3 separate regions of the Homo sapiens genome follow, and all the other regions are linked to region 2. A link is an interaction called in ENCODE POLR2A ChIA-PET data of the cell type or tissue named here. Cell type or tissue: OCI-LY7. All regions are shown on one strand. Links, peaks and the distances in the headings refer to the core of each region. The heading gives the core; the rest is flanking DNA.

Region 1 (7,123 bases), core at 924-5,923, 97 kb after region 2:
AGAGTTTAAAGGGGCATAAAAGGAACCTGGGCTTTCATACATCATTTCAAATGATAAAATGATGACACAGTATAAAAAGATATATCCTCAAAACATTAACAAAATCAAAATTAAAGTGGCTATCTTAATAACAGAGTAGACTGCAGAGAAAATTACCAGAAACATGGATAGACAGTGATAAAACATATAATAATAATACATGATGACATATAATCATATATAATATATAATGATAAGGAAATATATATTTATTGATAAAAAGTTCTATATCTAGTATATAATGATAAAATATATACGATTAAAAAATCAATATATAATGATTAAAAAGATCAATCAAACAAGAAGACATAGCAATCCTAAATGTGTATGCATCAAACAACAAAGCCACCAAATACAACATAGTTAAAAGAAAAACAGAAGTGTACACAGTTATAGTTGGCGATTTCAACATCCCTCTCAACAACTGATAGAACAATTAGACAAAAAATTAGCAAGTGTAAAGAATAACCCAACATCATCAACCAATAGGATCCAATCAACATTTATAAGTAGCATGCTCAGTATTTAATGACTAACTTAATGTTACTCTAACATTAGTCTAACTTGCCAGAAAGTTCAACTGGCATAAGCATTAAAATTCTGTAATGACACCATTGTTAAGATATGAGCTCTTTGCTCTTGCTCTGTCTTTTTTAATCACTCATGTCTGTACCATGTTTTGTGTTGCAGATAGGGGGAAACCAACCCTTTATTATGCTGTTGTATAGTGTCAAGCAAGTATAATTGGGAAAAGTGCTATGAGGAGCCAAAAAAAAAATCAAATTGTTACATTTTTGCTGATTGCACAAAGAGGACCTAACATGAGAAGGAAAGTGCTGATTCTGATGTAGTTAGGAAAGAAACAGATTTCTGAAGCAAGGGACTTAAGGTTTACATCATGTGAAATCGATTGTGCATTGTCTTCTCTAAGAATTTTGAAGGAGGGCAAAACCCCAACTTTCTCCATATGTTTGATAAAATAAAAAATAGTTTGTCCAAGCAACAACAGCACACTGAAAAAGTTCTTCCCTGAAAAATGGCAAAACGCTTTCCAAGAGCACAGAACCGGCTGGCTTTTGGTTTAATTCAGCGATACTTCTATTCATTGGCAGAAATAACAGCATATTTCCTGCAGATCAAATTTGAAGTTTCTCTCAGAAAATATCTTGGGTTTTGTATATGCATATTCATAAAATGAAAATAACTTGATTTGCTGGCACTCTGGTCCTGGAGGCAGAGGGGTAGAGGGGGAGCAAAATATTATTAGGAATTCAAGTAAAAGAGCAGGGCCAGAGAAAGCAAGAAAGTGAAGTAAAAACACAGGTCAAGTTTCCAGAAAGAGCAGAAATGTGCAGATGTTAACCGTGCAGATGTGCTTGGGAAAGAAGGTGGCTTTTCCACTCGGTATCCTATAGCATGAGCTTGAAAAATGTTGGTTGCCTGACCCAGATGGTAGCGAGTCTCACGTATGCCAGTGCAGAGCCAAAGGTGTGTCTGGATGCAAGCTGGCTGGGATTCCAGCCAGGGACACAGCAGTGAAGCTCAGAATGAGAGGGAAGTATCTGATCTTTTCTAGCAGAGGTGTCCTTCAGAACAAGGCTCATGTCTGCTTAGGTGGCAGCAGCTTGCAGAAAAGTGAAGGAAATAATCAGAGTATTCTTTGTTTGCACCTCCATTTCCATTTTCTACTTTGTCTCTTCCTTCTTTCCTTCCTTCCTTCCTTCCTTCCTTCCTTCTTCCCTCCCTCCCTCCATGTCTGTCTGTCCTTCCTTCCTTCCTTCCTTCTTTCCTTCTTTCTTCCTTTCATATATGGGAGGGACATCACAGTTTTGATCCCTAGCTACTTCCTGGCCAGGCTGTCAGGCTGCAGTGGCTGCCTTTTTCCAAGACCACAGCTGCTGTTTGGTGGCAGCAAATATTCCCTGATGTCACTAGCCATGGAGTCCTACACCACTGTTTGTGAGTCTCTCTTAACACTGCCCATACCTATCTAATGTCTCCTTCATTAAACTTAACTCAATTATCTCATTTGAATATTTTATCTGTTTCCTGCTGGGACACTAACCTAGCAAGTGAATTGGTCCTGATTGGTAAATGAGTTCCAGAAAGGTGACTTGAAGTGGAGGAAGGAGAATAGTAGCGATGAAGGGAGAGAAACCTCCAAGACAACATGCTGCTATGGTCCTTGGCTGTCCTCTAGGAAAGCAGCACTACTCCCTAAGCCATCTGTCTTAGGTTACAGTGTTGCAGAAATTAAGAAAATGACATTGGGTGTCATTGGGAGCTTGGAAATGACAGGCAGTATGAAGTTAATGGAGTTATGGAAAGAACCCAGGATTGAGAGTCACACAAACCAGGGTCTGTTACTTAATATCTGTGTGGCCTAGAAAAAGTGGCTTAAATCTTTGAGCCTCACTTTTTTTCATGTATTCAAAAAGATAATAATATCCACATCTTGGTGATTTTGTGTGATGGTTAATTATTAAGATAACACAATGCATCTAGGACAGGGTCCAGAGCTTTCCAGTTTCTTGGTGACTGTTAGCTCCCTTCTTCCTTCTCTGCTTCCAAGTAACTGAACAAGTCATGGGATGCCAACGCCTGGGAAAGTTTATGCTCCTAGAACAGAAACGTGTTTAGTGGCATGATGGTGCTGCATTATTGCTTTACTAATAACCGGCTATGGTGCACAGTACCCTGCACTGGCATCAGAACTAGATTAAAGATTTAGATAATCAACAAAGCCCGTTGATTTTTTTTTAACATACTTGTCTTCTCTGAGCCCCAGTAACCCATAAGTAAAGGGAAGCATTTGGGCCAGATCAGCTCTTCCTAAAATACGAGTCACAGTCTGAAATTGAAAGGGAGACAAGGGCATAAGGAGGAGAGTATGTTCCCCCTCAACTTCCAGAATGAAAAGATAGAAGGCAATAGAAATGACAGCAGTCCATTTAATTATCTGTAGCAAAAATAATGTGCTGGTAGGTCATAAGCTGGAAACTTTTGCAGATGTGTTTTGTTTGACCTGCATATTGGTGTTTCAAAATTTTGCATTATTTGACAACATTTAAAAGTCAGGAGACATGATATGAAAATTGAGATTGCCAGCTTCTCTGGAAAATCTAGTCATACACCCTCCCCTACTATACAAATTTCTGCAGGGTAGTAGTGGCCAGAGCTGAGAAAGTGCTGCCACCTACAGAAAGAACCTGAGCCCTCCTGTTGGTCACAGTCTTCATCTAGCTCACTTTTCCAGTCTGTATGTTACCTGGCAGAATCTTGAGGACATTCGAGTGCTTGATGCTTAATAAATTAAGAAATGTAGGTAGCAATGTAAATGGTTCTGATAGATTAAAAATTGCCTTTTATCTTCACTAAAATAGAAAGTAAAAATAAGCACCAAGGACACATTGGTATAATACAACTCAATACAAATCAACTAATAGCAAAGTATGGACCTTTTTCAGGACTTAATATAAGCAAACTGTAAAAATCTAAAATAATTCATGAGGCACTCAGGGAAATTTGAACATTGAGCGAATATTTATGGCATTTGGGAACTACTCATATATTTGATGTTGTAACAATGACACTGCTATTTTGGCTTTTTTATTGTTAATACATTTTATTTTTTGAGCAGTTTTAGGTTCACAGCAAAAAGTGCAGAAAGTGCAGTGAGTTCCTATCTACCTCCTGCTTCCCGCCCACCCCACACACACAACATACCCTACTCTCTACATCATACACTAGAGTGTATATTTAATGCAACCAATAAACCTACACTGACACACCATTTTCACCCAAAGTCCACAGTTTACATTAGGGATCACTTAGTGTTGGACATTCTGTGGGTTTGGACAAATGTATAGTGACATGTATTCACATTAAAGTATCATGCAGAATAATTTAACTGCCCTAAACATCCTCTATGCTCTCTGTCTATTCATCTGTCCCTCTCATCTAAGCCCTGTCAACCACAACACTTTTTACTGCCTCCAGTTTTGTTCTTCTCTTTTGATATTGGGTTGGCTATTCTGGGTATTTTGCTTCTCCATAGAAACTTTAAAATCAGTTTGTTGATAACCACACTTGATCATGGTGCATAATTATTTTTATACATTGTTGGATTGAACTTACTAATATTTTGTTAAGGATTTTTGTACCTATGTATGTGTGAGGTATTACTCTTTATGGTTTTTCCATGTAATATCTTTGTCTAATTTTTGTACTGAAGCAGTGTTGGCCTCTTAGACTGAGTTAGAAACTATTCACTGTTTTAATCTTCTGGAAGAGATTGTAGAGAATTGGTATGATTTCTTTTCCTTAAATGTTTGGTATAATTTAGCAGTGAACCCCTCTGGGTCTGGTGCTTTTATTTTTAAAGGTTAAAGGTTATTAGTTATTGATTCAATGTCTTTAATAGATATTGGCTTATGATTGCCTCTTTCTTGTTGTGTAACATTTGACACGTTGTATTCCTCAAGAAATTGTGTCCATTTCATCTAGATTATCAAGTTGTGAGCATAGAACTGTTCATAATAACCTTTTGTTATCATTTTAACATCAACGGGTTCTGTAGTAATATCCCCTCTTTAATGTATGGTACTAGTAATTTATGTCATCTCTCTCTCTTAGCCCAGCTAGAGGTTTTATTGATCTTTTCAAAGAACCAGTTTTTCATTTCATTTATTTTCTTTGTTGACTTTTTGTTTCTCAATTGTATTGATGTGCATTCTAGCTTTTATTATTTCTTTTCTTCCGCTTACTTTGGATTTAATTTGCTCTTCCTTTTCTAGCTTCCTAAGGTGAGGGCTTAAATTATTGATTTGAGATTCTTCTTTTCTAATATGTGCAATACAAGTTGACTGATGGTGCTCTTGAGTTCAACCATGTCCTCCACCTTTTGGATCTGTCCTCTTCTAATAGAGGAGTGTTGGAGTCTCCAACTATAAGGGTGGATTCTCCTGTTTCTCCTTGCAATTCTCTCAGTTTCTGTTTCAACTATTTTGACACTGTCATTAGGCATACACATCTTAAAGACTGTTATGTCTTCTTGGAGCATTGACACTTTTATCATTAAGTAATATCCCCTCTTTATTTCTGATAATTTTCCTGGCTCTGAGGTCTGCTGTGTCTGAAATTAGTATAGCTACTTCCACTTCTTTTGACTGATGTTAGCATGGTGATATGGTTTGGTTGTATCCCCACCCAAATCTCATCTTGGATTGTAGCTCCCAATCTCTCCAATTTTGGGGACAGTAGTCTTTCCTGTGACCTCATTTCTTTGATGGGTCTGATGACCTCATTTATTTGTACTTGTTAGGACAGAGTGGCAACTTCTATGTTTCTTACCTGCCAGAAAAGCAACTAGAAATCTCTGTTTTTAAAAAAAGTTCTTATCTTTCTAAGATGACTGCTGAGATACATATAGACAAGATATGATACCTGGAATTTGCTTCAAAATAATCTGGGAGGATGAAAGGAAATGGATGGGATGCAACTGAAACAAGATTGGTCATGACTTGATCTGAGAACCCAACAAAATCCATTGTTGAATTTGGGTGATAGCTATATTGGGGTTCATGACACTATTCTCTAAATGTTTGTATTTGCTTTTTCAAAATATATTTCAAAATATGTTTTTGAATGTTTCTCTTTTTCTACTTGATAAACTTTGAATAACTATAGTTCTCTAACTGGTCAGGTCCATTTTCTCTCTTCCTCCCACTCTGTCCTCCCTCCCTTTTCTCCAAATACTTCAGAAAAGACAGACAAGGCTCACCAACATCTTAAAAGGAAGAAAAATAACTCTACCCTAGTGGTAGTTCCCATACTTCAGTCCTTCACTTTCTTCATGCATATCTTGCATACCCCATTGTAGTATTTTCTCTAAAATTGTCTTAAAGTTTGTTTCAAATTAAGGCCTTTATTTTCACAATGTCCTGAGAATTGTATCCATGAAACCAAAGAGTTGAGGTTCTAGCAATATTTTAATACATGTAAAAATGAATCTGTAGCCACTAAATAAAGTACATTGTCTCGGCCGGGTGCCGTGGCTCATGCCTGTAATCCCAGCACTTTAGGAGGCCGAGGCAGGCGGATCACGAGGTCAGGAGATCGAGACCATCCTGGCTAACACGGTGAAACCCAGTCTCTACTAAAAATACAAAAACAAAATTAGCCTGGCATGGGGGCGGGCGCCTGTAGTCCCAGCTACTTTGGGAGGCTGAAGCAAGAGAATGGCGTGAAACTGGGAGGTGGAGCTTGCAGTCAGCCGAGATGGCGCCACTGCACTCCAGCCTGGGTGACAGAGCCAGCCTCCGTCTCAGAAAAAAAAAAATACATTGTTTCATGTATTTTATTTAATCATCTTATATTTTACCAGCCAATATGTGTGACATGCTGCACGACCGCACTAGCTAAGTCAAGGTCACAATTATGGAGAGAGGTGCATAGATTCCCAGTACCCTCAAAAATTTAAGTCATGTTATACTTCCTCTTTCCTGGCCTAATATTCAGAAGATGATTAAGTGGCAGAATCAGAATCTCTTACCTCTCCAATGTAGCAGTTTGACTTATATCTGAATTTTCAGTAGAAATCACATGTATTTTACTGTGCGGATTCCCAACAGTGTCAGAGAATTCAGCAATTGTCCTAAGCTGACCATCAAATGAGGGAGGTATAAATCCATGTTTGCTTCTTGAGAGAGGTTAGATCTCTAACTAAAAGGGGATCTGCTGCTATGGATTCACTTTGTTTTTAATTTAACTGAGAGGGAAGCTTTATAAATTAATCACAGAGGATGGTATTTTGTTTCTGAATGCAGTCATGTAAAAATCAATGTATGTATAAACGTGGCAATCCATTTCAACTGCGTCTTCCAGTCTTGGTTTCTCTTTCACTTCCTAGATTAAGTTTTCTTTCATTAGATCGGTGCTTTGGAGATCTTGAGGGGAAAAAAAAAGAAAGGAGTGAAAGTTTGGGCTATGATTAAATCTTATAGAACTTGAAAAATGACAAGTCTTTGTTTCTTTGGTCATTGCAATGCAACAGGACCAGCAGCTGAGTGATTATAAGAAAATA
Region 2 (7,123 bases), core at 1,201-6,200:
TTCAAAATAAGAGTTAGCTATAACTATTCAACCCTGATTGACACACTTTGAAAAAATTGTGTTCACACTTTATTAAGGGAGTTTAATCCTGGGGTAGCAAGAGTAACAGAAATGGGGACGTGAATTAGGGAAGGAAGGGAAACCAAAGCAGGGTGGTGCATCAGTAAGTTGACCTTGGCTTCCCAGCAGAACATAACACCATCACTCAGTCGCTCAGAAGCCACATGGGATGGCCATGTTGAAGAACGGTCCATCAAGGGGAATGGTAGCAACACTATCTGTGGCTCCTTTCCCCTCTCCTATCACTTACTGATCAAAGTTCTCCCCACGGGCTATTATCTTTCCTGCACTTTTATATTGTGGTACAAGGCCCTTCTGGGCAGCTCTGGGAAAGCCAGAGCCTTGTAGGTCCAGATCCAGGAGCTGGAACTGCTATGGACCATGCCACAGTGAGTACAACCAAGCCTAGGCTTTTGTCCCTAGGGAAGGGAATGTCCACAGGAACTTTAGAAACATAAGAACAGGAGCCTTCCCTGGGCCATTCCAACAGGATACTGGGCAGGTAGCTGAGGCCCCAAGTGAGAGGGTGCAGGCAGACTGAGCAAGTATGAGGTGGCACATAACCTGGATCTAGTACCTCTCCCCTTGTGATGGACTCATTTAAAGAATATGTGGTTCTTGCAGCAACATGGGTGGAACTGGAGGCCATTATCTTAAGTGAAACAACTCAGAATCAGAAAGTCAAATACTACATGTTCTGACTTATAAGTGGGAGCTAAATAAAGTATATACATCAAGCGTGTGGAATAATAATCATTGGAGACTCTGAAAGTGGGAGGGTGGGAGAGGGATGGGAGATGAGAAATCACTTAATCAGTACAATATACACTATTTGTGTGATGGTTACAATAAAAGCCCAGACTTCACTACTATGCAATATATCCATGTAACAAAATTGCACTTGTACTGCCTAAATTTATACTACATACATACGTTTACATATACATACATACATATGCACATATACAGGTATATGTATGTGTGTATAAATGTATGTATATATATACACATATATGTAGTATAAATGTATATATGTAGTATAAAAGTATGTGTGTGTGTATATATACACACACAAACAAAAACACACATATATATATATGGTTCTTCCTCACGGATAGAAGATAGGTCAAGGACACTTTGTAAAGTATCTCTGAACAAAAAAAATGTCATGACTTACATGGCAGCAAGAGCCCACTACACTATTATTTAGCCAGTTTAAGCCCTGGATAGAGAGAACTGCAGTAAGATTTCAACATGCTTCTTGACCTTCAGGGTTTTTGACTCTCAGAACTCTTTCCACAAATCTGATGAGTACAAGTCAAGCATTTCTGTTCATGATGACTGAAAGAGAGATATGGCTGCTTGGAAGCAGAGGATTGATGCAAATGACTTCGGCTACAATGTTGCAGACATAGAAATGTTGCAGATATTGAAATCTAAAGCAACAGGTATCATTCTGCAGAAAACATGTTTACCAGCTGGTGCCACTAATCAGTCCTCTCTTACAACTTTTTTGCTTCCAATCCTCTCTAGGGTCTTGCTGGGCAAATAACTGATTGTGCCATGTCTATAATCACTTTTCCAGTTCTCCTCCCAATTACATACTGACCCTTGCTTTCTTCTGCTAATATGCAGTTGTCCTTAACCTCCAATGGATGTGAACAGCTCACTGACTTACAGATGTGCCTCTGTATCAGCATGTCTGCCCGAGATTTCTAACATCTTGCCTGAATCAGTCCTTTCTGCAATCAGGAGCTTAATTCCTATTTTTAAATAATGGCAAGGAAGTGGCTGGTGATAGTGGCAGCAAAGAAAATGGCATTGAAGTGATTTGTTTCCTCATGTCTCTCCAATTGAAAGGGCTCCTCAAGCACAGAAGTCATTTCTTTCTGAGCTTTGTATCCTCAGTGTCTAAGCCAGAATTTGCCCTATTGAAAAGACTCAACAAATATCTGTTGAATAAATGAATGGCACAAGACAAGGGGAAGAAGATTGGCTCTAAAAAGCACAAACATAGGGGATAGTGGAAAGAAAATTCATATTTTTCCTTCACAATGTTATGCGAAATATTACATGAAATACCTTTATGTGAAGAAGCAGGATGTAAACTATGTGTATATTTATCATGGCAGTTTTGTTTTTAAAAAGTATATAATTACAAACATTGGCATGCATGTATATAGAGAAACATAAAGGAAAACATTTCAAGGAAATGCAGCAAAATGTAAACAATCAGAATCCATGGCCAGTGGGATTGTAGAAAATTTTTGTTGTATTCTTTATATTTTTCAGATTTTTTCTAGATGAACCTATAATTTATAATTCAAAAAGTAATGCTTTAAGAAGTCCACCCAAAATTCAATAGAGAAAAGAAGAGAGGGATGTGGAATAAGAAAGTCATTTTATAATTTATTAGAAGATAGGACAAAGACTGTGCCTGTTGGGCCAAAACTACTCCTACAATGGACCTTCTTCATCAGAGCTTTTGCTTCCTGTGATGCAGTTACCCAGGGTCAACTGTGGTCCAAAAATAGGCAAGTACAGTACAATAAGTTTGAGAGAAAAAGACCACATTCACATAACTTTTATTATAGCATATTGTTGTAATTGTTCTATTTTCTTATTATTGTTCTTAATATCTTATTGTAAATTAAACTTTATCATGACTATGTATGTACAGGGGAAAAAAAAAACACAGTATATCTAGGATTCAGTGCTATCTGTGATAGGCATCCACTGGGAGTCCTGGGACAAATTCCCCAAGGATAAGTGCAGACTACTGTACTACCACTCCACTCGTAATACTTGTTGTCATCATCATGATCATCAAATAATGTACAGGACATCAGGGTGAGGCAGAGTAATTCTACTTAGAATATACTTCTGCCACATGGTTTTCTAATAGTTCAAGGCCTGCACCACAATATCAATGGGGATGGAAGAGACTCCTCAAAGAATCACAAGGTGAAGATTTAGGGCGCCCGTAAGTCCAGCCACTACTCTTGCTACATACCCAGATAGAGACTCAGTCTCCCTAAACAAAACTCTACTGTTCCAGGGGCAGAAAGTCACTCTGTGATCCTTGTTCCAAACTCTTGCTCTGTGGAACTCTTTTAAACCTCTCTTTTTTCGAATCTTACACAACACAAAACTGAACAGGAGGATTGCAAGAGTTGTAGAAGCAGGCTTTATGATTACAGAGCAGAGGTTCTCAACAGGAGGCATTTGGTCCCTAGGGGACATTAAGTAATGTCTGAAGACATTTTTGATTGTCACAACTTGGGAGGAGGGCGGGTGCTATAGACATCTGACATGTAGATGATCAACATCCTACTTTGTACAGGATAGCCCTCACAACAGAATTATTTGACCCAAAATGTCAACAATACTTAGGCTGAGAAACTCCATTTTGAATATGAAAGAATGGGTCCAAAATGAGAGTTATTACCACTGTCACCATCAAGAAGGTCCACATCTTGGCAAACGACAATAGAATGGTCAACTCTAGGGACTAACACAGGTATCAGAAAACCATTGCCATCCAACTATGGGTTTCAGAGCTACACCCTGCTTCTTAGATCCACCTTGGCAGGAAAGAGAACTAACTTGATACCACAATTCACGATTGGAGAACGGCAACGGAAAACTCAAGGCTTCCCCTTGGGTGCCTGCAGCAGAAAACGCAGAAGTCAAGACAGCATGCCTACACTTTATTTCCGCATTCAGAACCTTTGTCTAGAGAGCATCTGGTTGGCACAATCTAAATTAAGAGGTGCTGAGAAATGAAAGTTTTGCTTTCACAACCTTGCACTATAAATGGAGGGTAGGATGGCTGTTGACTAAGTTACTTTCCTACACCTGTCAAAATATCATATTATATTTAAACACAGTCAGTGCTCCCCACCAGACTGTTTCTCATTCCTGGATTTGTCATTCCTGGATTCTTACTCTGATTGGTCTCTCCATTGGCTGGCTTTAGTTTTCAGGAGAGTTTCCCCCCAGCAAGAGCTCACAGGCTCTACATTTCCTGATTTATTTCATGTTTGACAATGTTGCTCTGTAACCATTAGAAATAAAAGCAACTCTGGTCATTGGGTGGTGCTCTCTCTCCCTCAAGCACTGCAGACTTTCTGTCTTCTGGCCTTGGATGTCAACATGGAAAAGTCTGAGGCCATCCGGATTTCTTCTCCCAGGTAAATAATTTGCTTTTTCTGCCTGGAAACCTCAAGGATGGGATGTGCTGAATCAGTGTGTGCTCCTGGATCTGCAGATGTGATTTTCTCTTCATTTCAGGGAAATTATTTTGTGTTATATCTCTGAGTGCCCTTTTTTTATTTTTATTTTTTGCTTTGGGAGGAATATCCACCTTAGAGACACCATTTATTATTAAGCTGCTTGTTTTAGTCTTATTTATCTATTAGCATTCTTACTGTTTTAATCTCATCTGGATTCACTGTAATTATGTATAGTCTCCCTTCTATGTCAATAATTAAACGTTCAATGTTTATTCTCTTACTTGATATTTCTACTTACTGATCTGTTTCCTTGAGTCTACAAATCACTCTGTTGTTTTTATAGCTAATACATGAGAAATGCTGGACTCAACAGGACACATCATGAAAAAAGTTGGTATGCTTCCTCCCCATCTCCTCCAACCCGTACTTTGTGTTAATCTTTTTTGTTCTTACATGAAAAGTGAGATAACACCCAAAGCTTCTCTGGTCCCTTTCAAGTCACAAGAACAATCTCATTTCAGTAACTACAAAGTCCACTTTAAAGTATATTACGACTCTAAATTTTAAATTGTTCTCCTTTCCTAGTTCAAATTCACCTCAAGAGGGGAAGTTTTCAGTGAGGGCAGGAGGTGTGGTTGCTTCTTTTTTTGCCCTGTCCCATCCGTCCACACTGTGATGGTTAATATTGGGTGTCAACTTGATTGGATTGAAAGATGCAAAATATTGTTCCTGGGTATGTCTGTAAGGGTGTTGCCAAAGGAGATTAACATTTGAGTCAGTGGACTAGGAGAGGCAGACCCACCCTCAATCTGGGTGGGCACCATATAATCAGCTGTCAGCATGGCTAGGATAAAAAGAGGCCAAGGAACATAGAAAGGCTAGACTGGCTGAGTCTTCTGGACTCCTATCTTTCTCCTGTATTGGATGCTTCCTGCCCTCAAATATCAAACTCCAAGTTCTTCAGCTTTTGTACTTTTGGACCTACATCAGTGGTTTGCCAGAGGCTCTCAGGCCTTTGGCCACAGACTGAAAGCTGCACTTCCCTACTTTTGAGGTTTTGGGACTTGGACTGACTTACTTGCTCCTCAGCTTGTAGATGGCCTATTGTGGGACTTCACCTTGTGATTGTGTGAGTCAATTCTCCTAATAAACTCCCTTTCATATATACATCTATTCTATTAATCCTGTCCCTCTAGAGAACCCTGATTAATACACACAGCTTCTTCACCAGCTCTGTTTCTGAGGCCTGAAGACTCTAATCCAGAAGGAAGTCATGGCTTAGGAGCTGAGCCTTCTGGAGGGTGGCAGGAATACAAATGCAGATTCCTACACGTGGGGGCTCTTCAGTGTTTCCTAGGACACCCTCCCATGGGGGCCTTCTGACCACAGCTCCTATGACACTAGCAACACCTTTGGTATGCTTCCTGCCCCCCGTCTTATCCCTGGAATTCCTACTCTCCAACACTCTCCTGGGTCACTTGCCCCCCACCGGAAGCTCTCTGGGTGGAAACTCTTTCACACTGCCTCTGCAAAACCATACATCTTTCCTTAATATGGAGATAAGCACAGATGGTCCCAACTCGCTATGGCTTGGCTATGATTTTTCAACTTTATAATGGTGTAACTGTACTTTAAGTACCCACAAAACCATTCTGTTTTTCATTTGTAGTACAATATTCAATAAATCACATGCAACAATCAACATTATTATAAAATAGGCTTTGTGCTAAATGATTTTGTCCAACCACAGGCTAATGTAAGTGATCTGAGAACATTTTAGGCTAGGCTCAGCTATGATGTTTGGTAGGTTAGGAATATTAAATGCATTTTCAACTTAGAATAGTTTCAACTTACAATGGGCTTATTAGGATGTAAAGCCAAGAAGCATCTGACGCCAGGCATTGTGGCCCATGCCTATAATCCCAGCACTTTGGGAGGCCAAGGCATGGGGATTACTCGAGCTCAGGAGTTTAAGACCAGCCTGGGAAAAATTGTGAGACTGGATTTCTACAAAAAAATTAAAAATTAGCAAGGTGTGGTGGCATATGCCTTTAGTTCTAGCTACTTGGGCGGCTGAGGTGGGAGGATCACCTGAGTCCAGGAGTTTGAGGCTGATTGCATCACTTCTCTCCAGTCTGGGCAAAAGAGCAAGACTCCATCAAGAAGAAGAGAAGGAGAAGGAGAAGGAGGAGGAAGATGAGTAGAAGAAGGAGGAAAAGGAGGGGAAAAGGGAAGGAGGAGGGGAGGAGGAGGAGGAGAGGAAGAGGAAGAGGGAAGAGAGAAGAAAGAAAAAAATAATCTGTCCGTAGAGTGTCGTCCTCTTTGCTTTACCACCATAGGCCTAAACCAGAACGAATAGGCATTTATCTCCACTAGTGTTTTCCTTGCATCACTTAAAGTTGGGCTTAGGTTGCACACACAGCTCTCCCCTCCTCCATGAGGGAAGGTGTGAAAACAAAGGGATATACCACACCATGCATTTCCTCATATCTTCCTCCCACCTTAATTGCCAGCGGTGGGTATTCTCAGAACCTGGCCAACCAGCTTTGCCATCTCTTAGCATGTATTGCTTTGGTGACTTAGCTTCTCATTTTAGGATAAGAGGGTACAGAGCAACTATCATATTTTAAAATATCATGTGTCACATGCAATACTTGAGACATATTTATACTAAAAAAAGTAGTTGTATTAATGTTCTGTTGTTGCTGTAACATATTACCAGGCTTAAAACAACGCAGATTTCTTACCGCATGGCTCTGTAGTTTAGCCCAACATGAGTATCACAGGACTGAAAGTAACATTTTAATTGACAGGACTTTGATCATTTC
Region 3 (7,123 bases), core at 654-5,653, 52 kb after region 2:
AATCCAAATGCCCATCAGTGATAGATTAGATAAAGAAAATCTGGTACATACACACCATGAAATTCTATGCAGCCATAAAAAGGAAAGAGATAATGTCCTCTGCAGGAACGTGGATGGAGCTGGAAGTCATTATCCTCAGCAAACTAACGCAAGAACAAAAAAACAAACACCACACGTTCTCACTTGTAAGCGGGAGCTGAACAATGGGAACACATGGACACATGGTGGTGGAGGTGGGGTGTGGAGCAACACACACTGAGGCCTGTCAGGGGATGTTGGGAGGAGGCAGAGGATGAAGAAGACAAGCTAGTGGATTCTGGGCTTAATACCCAGGTGATGGGATGATCTGTGCAGCAAACCACCATGGCACACGTTTGCCTATGTAACAAACCTGCACATCCTGCACGTGTTCCCCGGAAATTAAAATAAAAGTTAAAGATTAAAAAAAAAAAGTACACACTGTTTTGCTATTCATGAAAATACATTGACTTTGGTTCGCATGCTTTATAACTGGTGGAAAATTCATCACCATGACTCACCTTCTTCTAACATAGGGCCCTGAAGTTCCCAAGAGCTTTTGCCTCCTAATCTCAGGAAATCCACACCACAGCCATGTGATGAGTATGTTCCTCCTGCCTCCGCTTGTGAGAGAGGTTGAGGGATGTGTCTAAGGTGGTGTCCTTAAGCATGTCTTCTTGTTAAGAAGCCGAATCTGAGCTCCACCTTAACCTCTTCAGTCAGAATCTTGGGGCGCTGAACAAGTTCTTCAGGTGATTCCAATTGATGCTCAAGTTGAAGAATTACTATTCTATACCAGATTTCTTAAATTTACCTGATAAAACTCACCTGGGATGTTCTTCTTCAACCAGGGCTTCCAGCTGGCCAAATTGGTAGCCTCTGAAAGTCCCTCCCACAGAAAGTCTGGTCTCAGTGGTTCTCAGATGGTGTTACAGACTGAATTGTGTGTCCCCAAACTTCATATGTTGTAATCCTAACCCAATGACTGCATTTGGAGACAGGAACTTTAAAGAGGTAATTAAGTGAAAATGGGACCATTAGAGTATACTTTAATTCAATACAACCGATATTCTTACTAAAAGAGGTGATTAGGACACATAGACACACCATGGGCACACAGATACAGAGACACAACCATGTAAAGAGGCGGTGAGAGGGCAGCTGTCTGCTAGTCAGAGAGGGAAATCTGAGAAGAAAACCAACCTGCTGATACCTTGGTCTTGGGCTTCCAGCCTCTAGAACTGTGAGAGTATACATTCCCATTATTTAAGCCATTCAAACTACAGTACTTTGTTATGGCAAAGTATCTATATTTTCAATAGGCGCCACAGGTGGTTCTTCTATTCCAGCCAAGCTCAACAAATATCTCTGCTCACACTTTCCTTTTGGATGTGGTCTTTAGAACAGCAGCTTTAACATAGCAACGACTGACTCAGAGTCTGCATTCTTTTTTTTTCTTTTTTTTTTTTTTTTTTTTTCAGACGGAGTCTCGCTCTGTCGCCCAGGCTGGAGTGCAGTGGCGGGACCTCGGCTCACTGCAAGCTCCGCCTCCCGGGTTCACGCCATTCTCCTGCCTCAGCCTCCCAAGTAGCTGGGACTACAGGCGCCCGCCACTACGCCCGGCTAATTTTTTGTATTTTTAGTAGAGACGGGGTTTCACCGTTTTAGCCGGGATGGTCTCGATCTCCTGACCTCGTGATCCGCCCGCCTCGGCCTCCCAAAGTGCTGGGATTACAGGCGTGAGCCACCGCGCCCCAGAGTCTGCATTCTAACAAAATTCCCAGCTGACTTATATACAGAGTAAAGTTTGAGAAGCATTGCCCTGCACCACAATCTACAGTTGTTATATTTAGCAAACAGATATTTGCAATATTTGAGACGTATTCATACATATATACATACACCTATAAGTATACATATTTATACTAAAATATTCATCATTTATCTGAAATTCAAATTTATCTGGGCGTCCTGTATTTTAACAGGCAACCCTACCACAACATCCTCTCTCAGAGTGTAGAAGGAAACTGGATTGGTTCACCAGAATGATGTCAGAACAAGACGGCCAAAGACTCAACTTTGGTTTCTGAAAGCATCCTTCAGTATCGTGTGTTTCTTATTCCCAAATTGAATAATGTAACAACACTGGAAAGGACATTTCCATTAGTTAAAAAAATAGCAAAACCTGATGATATTGTCTAATCTTCAGGTACTGAAATTTCTCACTGGAAACATCTGTATCAATTCTCACCCTTAAAACTGACAGCTTGTTTTCTGGAAGGCAGCCCTGAATTCAGAGCTCCTTATCACCCAAACATTCTCAGCAATACCACGTGGTTATTTTTTGTTGATAGTGCCATATCTCTCAAAGTTAAAATACCAGGTCATTTATTTTGTTACTTCTAAAAAAAAGTCACAGAATGCTAGCACTTGGCTCAGCTACCTGCTATCAGTGTCAACCTTGGCAAGTTACTTAAACTCTCTGAGCCTTGATTTCCTCATGTATAAAATATGGGTATCTAGTACACACAGTAGTTGTGAGGGTTGAGTAAGTTACTGTGTGTGGTCGGAAGAGTGCTTGGTACAACTGTAATTGCTATGAAGTGTTACCTATTACTAACAAGGAAGTGGAAGTTCCCAGATAAGACTTTTTTCAAGCATAGTCCCTGAATCCCTTAGGGTCCCTAAGTCAGAATCCCTTAGGGTGCCTGTTAAGAAATATATACAATGGAATACTACTGGGCCATAAAAATGAATGAAATCATGTTTTCCTTTGCAGTAACATGAATGGAACTGGAGACCATCAGAAACAGAAAGTCAAACGCTGCCTGTTCTTATGTATAAGTAGGAGCTAAATAATGTATACACGTGGACATAGAGTATGGAATGATAGAATTGGAGACTCTGAAGGTTGGGGAGGGTGAGAGATGAGAAATTCATTAATGAGTACAGACATCACCACTATGCAATATATCCAGGTAACAAAAAGACACTTGGACCCCCTAAATTTATACAAATTTTTTTAAAACAAATTTAAAAAGTAGATTCCTGGGTCTCATCTACTGAATCAGAATCTCAGAGATCTCTGGTTATTACAAGTATCCCTCACCCCAAAAGTGTTCCTTAAGTACATGAAAGTTTGAGAGGCCTGTTGTGGAAATTAGGAGACCTGCCCACTTCTCAGTGGCAGTATCTTTGCTACCCAGTAGTGTATGAAATAGACAGGTGCATGATAAAGGACTCAGCGCATTCCACTAGAGGGCGAAATACAATGGAAATTTAAGTGGTTTTTCCAAGGTAGCAAGTTACCCTAGTAACAGGCAGAACCAGGATTTCAATGCATATCTCTAACTATAAAGGTCTGCTGTCATCCACCCCACCAGCAGGAACACAAATCTATCCAGGAGACGCTTACCTGCATCTGACGATAGAGGAGAATGAAGTCTTCCAAAATTGCCTCTTCTCTGAAGAGACTTTGTACTGAACGGTGGACCCCAACATCCCTGTGGAAAGGGTGGGGCCTCCCAAGTGCCCTGCTAGAGCCAGCCTTGACAATGAAGGGCATCTATCTGCTGAGGAGAGCCTCACTTTGGAGCAGCCCACACCTGCAAGCAAAGGGCTCACACATCCTGGAAGAAGCCTGCAACCAGGATGGGCCTTTTAATCCAACGATTTCACATCCGAGAATTTTCTTTGAGAAACAGGAGTTTTTAATGTTTACAAGAGGAGAAGATCAACAGCTCAGTCTCTTCAGCAAGTCAATGTTAAAGAGGAGAACAAAGGCGGAAGGGATTGCTCTTGATGGAAAGACACTTAAGAGATGCAACAATCAAACGTAATAACTGGTCCTTGGTTGGATCCTAATTTGAAAAACATTCTCACTCATAAGTGGGAGTTAAACAATCAGAACACATGGACACAGGGAAGGGAACATCACACACTGGGGCCTGTCAGGGGATGGGGGCTAGGGGAAGGATAGCATTAGGAGAAATACCTAATGTAGATGATGGATTGATGGGTGCAGCAAACCACCATGGCACATGTATACCTATGTAACAAACCTGTACGTTCTGCACATGTATCCCAGAACTTAAAGTATAATAATAAAAAAAATCAAAAAAAAGTAAAAATTAAAAGTTGGTGTTCAATGTAAAAAAAAAAAAAGCTGAAAATGGCATTTTGGACCATTGGGAATTTTTTAAATGGATCGTATATTAGATATTAGGGAATTGCACTTAATTTTGTTAGGTACAATAATTATACAGGAGAAGTTCTCATTTTTATGAGACACAGATTTACAGTAGTAGGGTGAAATGTTATGATGCATATGTTTTATTTTAAAATACTTAAGAAAAACAAACACCAAGCAAGTATGGCAGAATGTAATCAGGCTGAATATACTTGCTAGCTACATGTTTGTGTTCATTGTACTACGCTTTCTAATTTGCTGTGGGTTTGAAATTTTCATAATAAAAAGTAAATTTAAAATTACTGAATGGGACATTTGGGGCCAGTAAGTCCACTTCTAGAAACTTGTCAATATTCATTTGTTTATTGAAAAAATATTCCAAGCAATAAGAAAATATTTAGACAAGTACTTGAGTATTGCAGGGCTATACATAATAGGTAAAACTTTAAAAAAAAAGCTAAATATCCATCAATTAGAAGCTGTTAAACAAATAGGCAAATTGTAATTCATGTTCACAATGAAAGGATGTGCATCTCATAAACAAAATGATACAAGTTTCTGCTTCCAGAGTCATATAGGAAGGTATTCAAGATAAATTCATTAAGTGAAAAAAGCAGCTACATACCAGCATGCATGCTGTTTTGCAAATGATCCCATTTTGTGAAAAGAATCATGTATTTATTTAATAGTGATTTTACAAGCTAATGTGCATTGAGAACTTACTATTTTCCAGCCCCTGTGCCACATTATAGGATTATTTTAGTATCGTCCCAGTTTTCCAGACTAGGAAGTTGAGGCACAGAGTGGTTATGTAATTTGCCCAAGAGATCATACAGCTAAAAGAGACAGAACTGGGATTTCAACCAGGTTTGTGGGATTTTCAAGCCCAAAGCCCTTACTCACTGCACTGCTCTCCACCCAGGAAGACAACATACCCAACACCAGCACATTAATATGGATTCCGATTGTGTGGTGGAATGATGGGGAATTGTTTTTTGTTATGCTTCCGTGTAGCTTTTCCTTTTTTCTATAAGATGTATTACCTGGAGCTCTTTTCATAAGTTCCGGAACAAATCATAAAAAAGATGGGGAAAAAAATGCAACAATGAGCAGAATTTTCTGGATCTGGGCCCAGATATCCATCATCATCTGGCTGTGTAATGCTGTCTGCTTACTCTGCTACTACCCTGGGAGACTGTTTCTAGTTACCTTCTCTACATTTCTTTCTGCATTTGCTTGTGCCTGGCTTACACTGAGAGTGCAATCTGTCTCATTTTGTCGAGCCTTCTTGCCTTGATAAACTTCCCTTGTAATAATATCTTCTACTTTATTGTAGATTGTATTTTCCAAAGATGGTGATAACAGTATCTCCCATCCCACATGCTGTGAATATATGACTTTGCCACTCCTGTATAAAGATATGTTGTCTATATCCCTTCCCCTTGAACCCAGTGGAAATTTGTGACTGCCTCTATCAGTAGTATACATGGCAGAAGTGATCCTATATGACTTCCAAGGCTAGATCATAAAAGATAACACAGCTTCTACCTAATTATTTCTTTTCAGGGATGCTTGCTCTTGGAAGTTGGCCACCATGCTGTAAGGAAGTCCAGGCCACATGGAGAAGCCATGTATAGATGTTCGAGCCAACAATCCCAGCTGAGGTCCTAACCAAAAGCCGTCATCAACCACCAGATACATAAGTGAGACCTTGAGATGACTCTAGCCTAAGCAGTATCAGACTGAAACTACAAGAGAGATTTGAGCAAGAAGCACCAAGTTGAGCCCAGTCCACCTCCAGAACCTTAACAGATAATAATATATTGTTATTTTACATCACTAAGTTTAGAGTGTTTTGTTACACTGAAATAGATAACTGATACATAGTTGGATAGTACATTGTAATTTATAAAGCACTTTTACTTTCATTCTCATAACTCTCACAATCTTGTGGATGTAGATAAGAAGATTCTTTATGCAGAGGAAAAAGCTGGAGCTCTGAGAGTTAGGAATCTGGGATTATAAATATGAGAGAACTGGCCTATATCCTATTTCAGGTACTATTAATAGCTACATGCTCTTAGACAGTTTACTTAAATTTTGAAAGACTGTTTCTTTATCTGTAAAATGGGTATAATGTTACCAACCTTACAGGGCTGAGCAATGGGTTGTCTAATGCATGTGAAGTCATTAGCACCACCTCATCTCAATAAATGTTTCTGGTTTGGGGGCCCAATACCTTGGAGGTAGTCTTGACTCCTTTTTTTATCCCTCACATTAAACCCTCAGCATATTGTAGCAGCTCCAGCTTCAGAATACATGAAGAACCCCATGACTTCTCCCAATCTCCACTGGTCCAAGCCCCTATCATCCCTCCCCTTCACTAGGGCAATTGTCCCTATGATCTTCCTGCTCTACCCTTGCCTCCACATGAGTCTGTTTTCCATACAGCTGCAGAAGTGACCCAGCAATCATGGGATCGGGTTGTGTCATGCCTATGGCTTCCCATTCAGCATATTCTAGCCGCTCCAGCTGCAGAATACATGAAGAACCACATGCCTCCTCATTCCACTCAGAGCAAAAAGTCCCAACAGGAAACAGCCAGGCCTGTGTGCATAATCTGCTCCCTGTTATCTCTCCCACCTCATCTTCTTCCACTTTTTCCCCTTGCTCGCTCCCCTTCTGCCTTGCTGGCCTCCTTACTTCTCAAAAGGACCAGGCCTGTTCCAGCCTCAGGTCCTTTGCAGTTGCTCTTCCCTGTACCTGAGAGACTTTTTCTCCAGGCATCTACCGGGCTCATCCATCCCTTCTTTGGAGACTTTACTCAAATGGTAGCTCTTACTAAGGCTTTCAAAGACCATCTTATTTAAAACTGCCACCTTCCAGTACTCCAGCACTCCCATCCTCCTCCCTAAT

Evidence for each region. Peaks named below come from ENCODE experiments on the same cell type or tissue, not always from the same donor. Only the 100,000 strongest peaks of a DNase experiment are listed, where the experiment ranks them.
Region 1: POLR2A ChIA-PET joins it to region 2 with 9 read pairs; 2 of 35 experiments call an interaction of 5 or more read pairs at or near these places.
Region 3: POLR2A ChIA-PET joins it to region 2 with 6 read pairs; 1 of 35 experiments calls an interaction of 5 or more read pairs at or near these places.

The regions. Positions count from the first base shown.
Region 1 is chr3:67,815,756-67,822,878 of GRCh38, reverse strand. All of the region lies in intron 3 of SUCLG2-DT (SUCLG2 divergent transcript), which reads right to left. Among named protein-coding and RNA genes, the nearest start is that of SUCLG2-DT, 160 kb to the right of the region's middle. In OCI-LY7, for the core only: CTCF peaks have their summits at 3,036 and 3,237 (motif pointing left); a DNase peak (open chromatin) is centred at 3,238.
Region 2 is chr3:67,913,231-67,920,353 of GRCh38, reverse strand. The region is part of intron 6 of SUCLG2-DT (SUCLG2 divergent transcript); the gene reads right to left. Among named protein-coding and RNA genes, the nearest start is that of TAFA1, 87 kb to the left of the region's middle. In OCI-LY7, for the core only: no CTCF peak of the experiment used is centred there; a DNase peak (open chromatin) is centred at 3,793; H3K4me3 peaks cover 963 bases; H3K27ac peaks cover 1,254 bases.
Region 3 is chr3:67,860,221-67,867,343 of GRCh38, reverse strand. The region is part of intron 5 of SUCLG2-DT (SUCLG2 divergent transcript); the gene reads right to left. Among named protein-coding and RNA genes, the nearest start is that of TAFA1, 140 kb to the left of the region's middle. In OCI-LY7, for the core only: CTCF peaks have their summits at 3,074 and 3,277 (motif pointing right); a DNase peak (open chromatin) is centred at 3,263.